2 separate regions of the Homo sapiens genome follow, and region 1 is linked to region 2. A link is a contact called in ENCODE Hi-C or POLR2A ChIA-PET data. All regions are on one chromosome and are shown on one strand. Each heading gives the region's core, a stretch centred on a gene start or an enhancer-like site at or near the end of the contact. The rest is flanking DNA. Distances are from core to core; before and after follow the strand shown. Region 1 holds the start of BMI1 (BMI1 proto-oncogene, polycomb ring finger). Region 2 has its middle 38 kb from the start of COMMD3.

Evidence for each region. Hi-C counts contacts between places; a loop is a spot of excess contacts on that map. ChIA-PET counts read pairs that join two places held with the same protein, here RNA polymerase II (POLR2A). Pooled maps may share reads with other maps.
Region 1: a loop to region 2 is called in a map of ovary, with 19 times the contacts of the local background. The contact joins the promoter of BMI1 here to the enhancer-like site in region 2. A Hi-C loop is called at or near these places in 2 of 168 maps with a recorded cell type or tissue (CD4-positive, alpha-beta T cell and ovary) and 1 of 50 pooled maps. POLR2A ChIA-PET finds 5 or more read pairs at or near these places in 11 of 52 experiments (A549, A673, B cell and 8 more).

Annotation. Positions count from the first base shown.
Region 1 is chr10:22,319,187-22,323,136 of GRCh38, forward strand. It overlaps BMI1 (BMI1 proto-oncogene, polycomb ring finger), which reads left to right and starts at 1,913. Exons shown (of 10, transcript NM_005180.9): 1 at 1,913-2,510. The region is part of intron 5 of COMMD3-BMI1 (COMMD3-BMI1 readthrough); the gene reads left to right. COMMD3 (COMM domain containing 3) reads left to right here. Exons shown (of 8, transcript NM_012071.4): 8 at 753-1,120. The coding sequence ends at 812. RefSeq lists silencers at 1,398-1,657, 1,718-1,887, 2,078-2,277.
Region 2 is chr10:22,276,593-22,280,095 of GRCh38, forward strand. No RefSeq gene overlaps it. Among named protein-coding and RNA genes, the nearest start is that of COMMD3, 38 kb to the right of the region's middle. RefSeq lists an enhancer at 3,174-3,503. Within about 2 kb of position 1,984, at least 2 of the 41 ENCODE cell types and tissues checked have a DNase peak (open chromatin) inside an H3K27ac peak, as active enhancers do.

The sequences.
Region 1 (3,950 bases), core at 663-3,162, 43 kb after region 2:
GGCTTCACTTGAAATTAAGATGTTATTAATAGAGAATTGGTCTGTATTTGCTGTTCTTGCTGATTGAAATAAACTTCTGTAGTGTTTAGTGTAAATTTCTTCTATTCATGATGAGTTTGGTCCAATAAGATAAACAAAATTAAGAGCATGGCTTTGAAAATGTCTTTGCTTTCAGAAATTGAATTAAACTGTCAAAATTGGATTTTGAAACTTTTTAAATGACTTTATAAAGGGGGAAGTATACATAACATTCTAAAACTGTTTATATTGCCCATTTAAGACTGGGAAAATTCAAAACTACATTTATTAGTGGATATGACAACGAATTTATTTCATAGTTTTTAAAAAATGAAGCTCATTACTGGAAATTTAAGTGAAATTGAATTTTTCAAAGGCATCTTCTGCAGAGTCGTTTTAATGTAACTATGAATCAAACTTTCAACTTTCAGAAAATGTGTATACAGCATAACCTTTGTTAGATAACTTGAGAAAATTCAGATGTATCTGGGCGGTTAAGGATCCGGTTAGAAATCATGTTTCAGTGTGAGGGCAAATAACCGATTTGAACATGAGGTATTTCCGAGGAAACGCTTTTTTTGCCCGATAGTAGTTTGTCAAAAGTTAAAATCTTGTTGAATTTTAAACTTGTTTGGAAGGTGTGTCCTGATTTTTTTTCTTGCATCTTTCTTGAGCTTGGATACTTCTTTCCATGTTTTATCCTAAAAACGTGGTATTGTATACACGTCTTTTAGGACTTGGTGGGGAAACTTAAAGATGCTTCGAAAAGCCTGGAAAGAGCAACTCAGTTGTAACTTGGGGAAGTTAACGATCCGCCCGAGTGCAGAGGAAAACCAGAAACGCCTTGCCTTCAGCTGAACCACCGTTTGTGCGAGCTGGATGTCCTTTTCAGTAGAAAAGAATTTTCCTTTTGAATTTATACCATTCATCAATTTTGACACTTTAAAAACGTGTGAAAGGGTTAAGAGGGAAAGATACTGCCCAAGTATTTGAATCGTTTAGTAGTAACTGTCCATTTATCCTATTTTGATCTTTTTCAAGTCTTCTGAAAGGAAGTAGACAGTATTACACCCTGAATAAATAAGGTGTTGTTTTCCACAAAGAGTGATGATATTTTGTTTGGATCTGAGTTCGTGTGTTATTACTTTGTGTGAAGCTAGATAGGAGTAGTGTGAACTTTTAACGATAGCCTTTTCTCAGGATTAAAGTTAAACACGGAGGAAACGATGCGATCTCCTGGGTTTGTCGCAGACCCCTGCTTCGGGGCTCCGGGGGCGGGCGCGGGCGGCTGCCCGGCCCGTTACCTGCGCCCGAGGGCTCGCCCACAGCCCGACCCTCGGCCGCCCGGTCCCGGCCCGGCGCGGAGCCCCTGCCCGGAGCCAGCCGTCGCCCGCGCGCGCCCCGCCTCGGCCGCCCGCGGGCGGGGAAGAGGCCGGCGCGGCCGCGGGCTGGCGGGCAGGGGCGGGCGCTGTTGTTTCCGCGAGCCCAACTTGGGCGCAGGTTCCGCGCCGCGGCGCCGGAGCCTGGGCCGCAGCCCGCGGGGCCGGCCGGGGGGCGGCGGCCGCGGGACGTATGCGCCCCGGGAGGAGGCGGGCGGCCGGGAGAAAGAAAGAACGGGGGGCGGGGTGGGCTGCGCGGCGTGCGGGGCCGGAGCGGCGGCCGCGCGGAGCAGGGCGGCGCGTGTGGCGCTGTGGAGAAATGTCTCCGCCGCCGCGGCGCGGAGCGAGGGAGGGGGCCGGGCGCGCGGCGCGGAGGGGAGGGGGCGGCCACGGGCCTGACTACACCGACACTAATTCCCAGGCCGCCCTTAAGGAATGAGGGGAGCACGTGACCCGCTGGGGGGGCGGCGGGGGGAGGGGGCGGGCGGACTCCGAGCCATTTTGGAGCCGGTGTCAGTTTCCACTCTGCCTTCAGCGGTGCATTTTTTTCCACCCTCCCCTCCCCCTCCTCCCCTCCCCCCGCTCGCACGCACACACACGGCGCCCCCCGCCCGCCCGCCTCCCCCACAGCAACTATGAAATAATCGTAGTATGAGAGGCAGAGATCGGGGCGAGACAATGGGGATGTGGGCGCGGGAGCCCCGTTCCGGCTTAGCAGCACCTCCCAGCCCCGCAGAATAAAACCGATCGCGCCCCCTCCGCGCGCGCCCTCCCCCGAGTGCGGAGCGGGAGGAGGCGGCGGCGGCCGAGGAGGAGGAGGAGGAGGCCCCGGAGGAGGAGGCGTTGGAGGTCGAGGCGGAGGCGGAGGAGGAGGAGGCCGAGGCGCCGGAGGAGGCCGAGGCGCCGGAGCAGGAGGAGGCCGGCCGGAGGCGGCATGAGACGAGCGTGGCGGCCGCGGCTGCTCGGGGCCGCGCTGGTTGCCCATTGACAGCGGCGTCTGCAGCTCGCTTCAAGATGGCCGCTTGGCTCGCATTCATTTTCTGCTGAACGACTTTTAACTTTCATTGTCTTTTCCGCCCGCTTCGATCGCCTCGCGCCGGCTGCTCTTTCCGGGTACGTAGGAGGCGAGGCGCCCCCGGGACGGGGCTGGGGGCCGGCGGGGGCCGCGCGGGGCTCGGGGCGGCCGCGGGTGGAAGGGGAGCCCCCCCCGCGCCCCGGCCGCGCCGCCGGGAGGGCGCTGACAGCGTGGGCGCCCGGCCCCGCGCCCCGCGCCGCCCGCCCCGCGCCTGCCGGCCCCGCGCGCCGCCCTCCCCGCGCCCGCGAGCGCGCGCCCGCCGCCGCCCGCCGACTCCCGCGGCGCCGGGACCGACCCGCAGCCCGCGCCGCGCCGCCGCCGCCAGCAGGGCTCGGCGCCGCTCCAGCCGCCGCCGCCCGCTCAGCCCCGGCGCGCCGCGCGCGGCCCCACGTTTTAGTTCCCCGCTCCCCCGGGCGCCCCTCCGCACCCTCGCGACGCACATGGCCCCCGAGAGGAGTACTGGTATTTCCAGCCTCGGCGGCTCTCCCGGCCGCAGCGCCCTTTGTTGAGAGGTAGATTTGGATGAAACGGGGACGGGTTCCTGAAATCGGGAGCTGCTTGGGTCAAGTGGCTTCCCTCCTCTCCCGAAGAAAGGGCTCTGGAGGGGCTCCAGCAGCCAGAGAACGCCCCCATTTTATAGGGACGGGTTGCGTGGGGGGCGGCCATCCCGCCAAGGTGGGTGTTAGGCTGGAGAGAGCCCCGACGAAAATGTTATTAACTTAAGTTGGGGGGACACTTGTCTGAGATTGGATGGCTGGTAAGATGGCGGTTCCCAGTTGTTTCCAAGGTCTCCTGCATTTGTGTTTAAAATGCTGAAGTTTTCAAGGTGGTGTGTGTTGGGAGTCTTGGATAAGTGCTCTGAACATCGCTTGGGAGGTGCTCCCTGGGAAGTGGGCATTTCAAATTTGGAGCTTTTTGTGGAGTGAAGATGGTGACTGGACGTTAGCTTTGCTGGAGGCTTGCTTTCTCACTACTTCTTTTTCTCCTTTTTCTTTTTTCCCCTTTTGGAGACTGCAACTTTTCTCTCGACTTCTACTAAAGGATGCACTCAGCATCATGACTCCAGTCCACTATCTTTTACAGGTTTTGCTAAATGTCAGCATAGGTCATTTGGCAAAGGGATGCTTTAGAAAAGAGCACTAAAAAGTTGATTGCATATGTTTACGCAGTCACTTGGGCTTGACAGTGATATGGCATGATCTTTTTCCCAGAGATTTACAGTTAATAATTGGAAGTAAACAAGTAGAGAGACTTTGATCATTACCACTTGCAATAAAAGGATTTAGTGGGCTTAGTGGTCACGGTTCAATATATGAAAGAGAAGCATGTATTAACCCCTTCCCTTAATGTGGGCAAAATTCCGAGCATATTTATCCAAATGCAAGTGTAGGTTGGTGGTGTGTACAACGTTATGAGTAGTTCAACCTATATTTTATAGGAACCTTAACTCCCATGTTCTGGAAACACATTATAAGCTA
Region 2 (3,503 bases), core at 734-3,233:
CAAAAGAGTAACAGTGAGAGTATATTTTAAGGAAGCTTTCCACCATTGTCTTAAATAGAAGTGTAACTAATGAAATAATTAGGAGCCTCTTATTTGGCAAAGATGTTAAAGAAGACAGAAAAATAAAAGTAGAATCACTTAATTTCTGTTTTCTCAAGTTCAATTACATTGTCTTTATTCCTTCCAAAAGAATAAAGATGGCTGGGTGCGGTGGCTCACGCCTGTAATCCTAGCACTTTGGGAGGCTGAGGTGGGCAGATCATATGAGGTCAGGAGTTCGAGACCAGCCTGGCCAACATGGTGAAACCCCATCTCTACTAAAACTACAAAAATTAGCCAGGCATGGTGGCAGGTGCCTGTAATCCCAGCTACTTGGGAGGCTGAGGCAGGAGAATCACTTGAACCCGGGAAGCGGAGGTTGCAGTGAGCAGAGATTGCGTGACTGTGCAACAGAGCCAGACTCCATCTCAAAAAACAATAATAATAAAGATTTGAAAATAAAACATTAGAAGGAGAGCGAAGTCCAAAACAAGTGGGAAGAGTGTAACAAAGGACCTATTTCCACAATGCCATACGCAAAAAATGTTGATTGAGTGCCTTCTACTTGCAAAGTACTTGATATGAGGCTATGGAACATAAACCAAATCCAGTTCATGTGTCCAAGGAGCTTACAAGATAGAAGTGTTAAGGAATGTGGCTTGGTGCAGTGGCTCACGCCTGTAATCCCAGAACTTTGGGAGGCCAAAGTGAAGGAGGCCAGGAGTCTAAGATCAAACTGAGGAGCACAGAGAGATCCTAACTTTACAAAATAAAATTTTAAAAAATTAAAAATTAGCTGGGTATGGGATTCCACGCCTGTAGTCCCAGCTACTCAGGCAGCTGAGACAGGAGGGTTACGTGAGCCAGGAGTTCAAGGCTGCAGTGAGCTATACGTACACCACTGCACTTCAGCCTCGGCGACAGGGCAAGACTGTGTCTCAAAAAAAAGTGTTAAGGAATGTGTATCAGACATTTTTATAAATGTCATAACAGAGGTGCAGGTAAAATCCTGTGATCATTCACAGAAGAATAAAATCACCTTTCAGATACAGGATTCGGATCAGGTTTCATGGAAGAGGCAAAACTTTTTGTAAATCTCAAAATGGGTATGTTGTCAGAATGGAATGGCAAAAGAGCCTGGAAAAAGTAATGTTTATTCTGTGTGGTCTGTGTCTGCTAAAATTCCAGAGTTACTGTAGAGAAAGGGAGAGAATGGATTTGGGAGCCAATAGCAGTGTCTGCCACACCTGGCTCATATGTATACAGACTGCAGCAGGAAGGCAACGTCTGGCTACGATGCACAATACATGTGTGTCCTTGGTATAGCTCCTTAGCAGGAATATTCTGGCTAGTAAAATAACAGAGTTACTCAGGTGGGATAGCATGGTTGTTAACGGTGGAGGGTGTCCAGGTTCTTGGCATCTTGAACAAAGAATTCGTCAAAACGCACAAACAAAACAAGGAAGGAATGAAGGGATTACTGAAAATGAAAGTACACTCCGGCCGGGCGACGTGGCTCACGCCAGTAATCCCAGCACTTTGGGAGGCCGAGGTGGGCGGATGACGGGGTCAGGAGATCGAGACCATCCTGGCTAACATGGTGAAACCCCGTCTCTACTAAACATACAAAAAAATTAGCCGGGCGTGGTGGCGGGCGCCTGTAGTCCCACCTACTCGGGAGGCTGAGGCAGGAGAATGGCGTGAACCCGGGAGGCGGAGCTTGCAGTGAGCCGACATAGTGCCACTGCGCTCCAGCCTGGGCGACAGAGCGAGACTCCATCTCAAACAAACAAACAAAAAAGAACGTACACTCCACAGTGTTCGAGCGGGCAGCGGGAGTGAGCATAGGGGCACAAAGGCCCTGTTACAGTTTTTGTGAATTTAAATTCCCTCTACTTAGGGTACACCCTATGTAAATGAAGAGGATGAAGTGAAGTTACAAAGACATTTCCTGATTGTATGCCCTATGGAGAGGATATTTCCTGTTATAGCTGAAGTGTGAATCTGGCCTTAGCTTTCCTGCATCCAGACCCTATTTTCCCGCCTCATGGTGAATGTGTTATGAGGTTACTAAGATGGGGAAGAGAGGAGAACAGAAATGTATCTAACAGAGGGACAGACCTGAAGAAGTGGAGAATATCTTGTGAGATTTCCCCCACCTTTTTCATTCTTGGCTATGCCCTGTCGCCTGCCGAGCCTCTTTTCATATTCGGTCTGGAATGCTGAAACCTCCTTTTCCTCATTCCCTTTGTTATCTCTATATCTTGTTCCCTAGAAATAAAGATTTGAACTTTAGCATGAGCTGTACTTTTGCTACAGACCTTCTATTATCCAGCTACAGTGTTGACATACTTAATCTCCTTTAATGGGACAAGTAATGAACTCAATTAGCTGGAAAACCTCCATGCAAAGAGAAAAGACAACTCTTACCATATAATTCACAGACATTTCCCTTGATTCACATTATTCCTGCATTAAAGACCTTCTATGACCCCGAATATCAGTTGGTTACTCGCTAAAACTGACTGTAGAGCAATTTCGCCTTAAGCAGATTTACTTAACGAAACACTAATATGTAATTAACTGGACTGAGAATTTGATTTGCATACTCTCAAGGAACAATTTTTTATTATTTAAAAACAAAACACTTGACATTCTAGAAGGGGCTACAAAGACATCCCCAAAGGTCAATTAGTCCTACAACTGATTACCTAAATATTTAATAGCACTCAAACACAGTACTAAATGGGCTCTAATTTGTTTGTGAAAAGAAACAATGCCACTTTACACACGGCTGCCAAGTTTTCAGTAAACAAAGAGAATATGGTCTTGGGAAACTGATGAATCTAGTTTAAAAATGCGACAAGATCCTCCTGTGCTCCTTCCAAACATGGCAGTGATTTTCCACTAATTTTCTTCCTGATGCTTTTTTCCTTTAAGTCTACATGTTGATGCACCCCAAGGCTCAGTCTTTGAATTGGTCTCTTTCCTAGGTCGTTCTCAAGTAATCTCTAGGCTTGACAAACTTCCTCTGTATTGACAGCTCCCAATGTTATACCTATAGCTCACACCTCCTCCCTGAACTGCAGTCTCAAATATATCCCTGCCTATACAGCATGGCATGAATATCTAGCGGGCATCTCAAATTTACTGTGTCCCAAATGGAACTTCTGATTTTTCCCCCAGATAAAAACTGTAAATCCCACTCTCTTCCCCATCTCAATAAATGGTAACTCCCTCCTTCCAAATTGCTCAGGTCCAAAGCCTTGGTGTCATCCTTGGCTCTTCTCTCTTCTCCTGCACCCCCACATGTAACCTGTGAGGAGGTCTTATTGGTTCTACCTTTATAACCTATGCAGACACCAATCCCTTCTTACCACCTCCATCATGACGTACACTGCCATAATCGCTCCCCTAGATTCTTGCAATAGTCTCCTAACTGGCTTTCCTACTTCAGCCTCTCC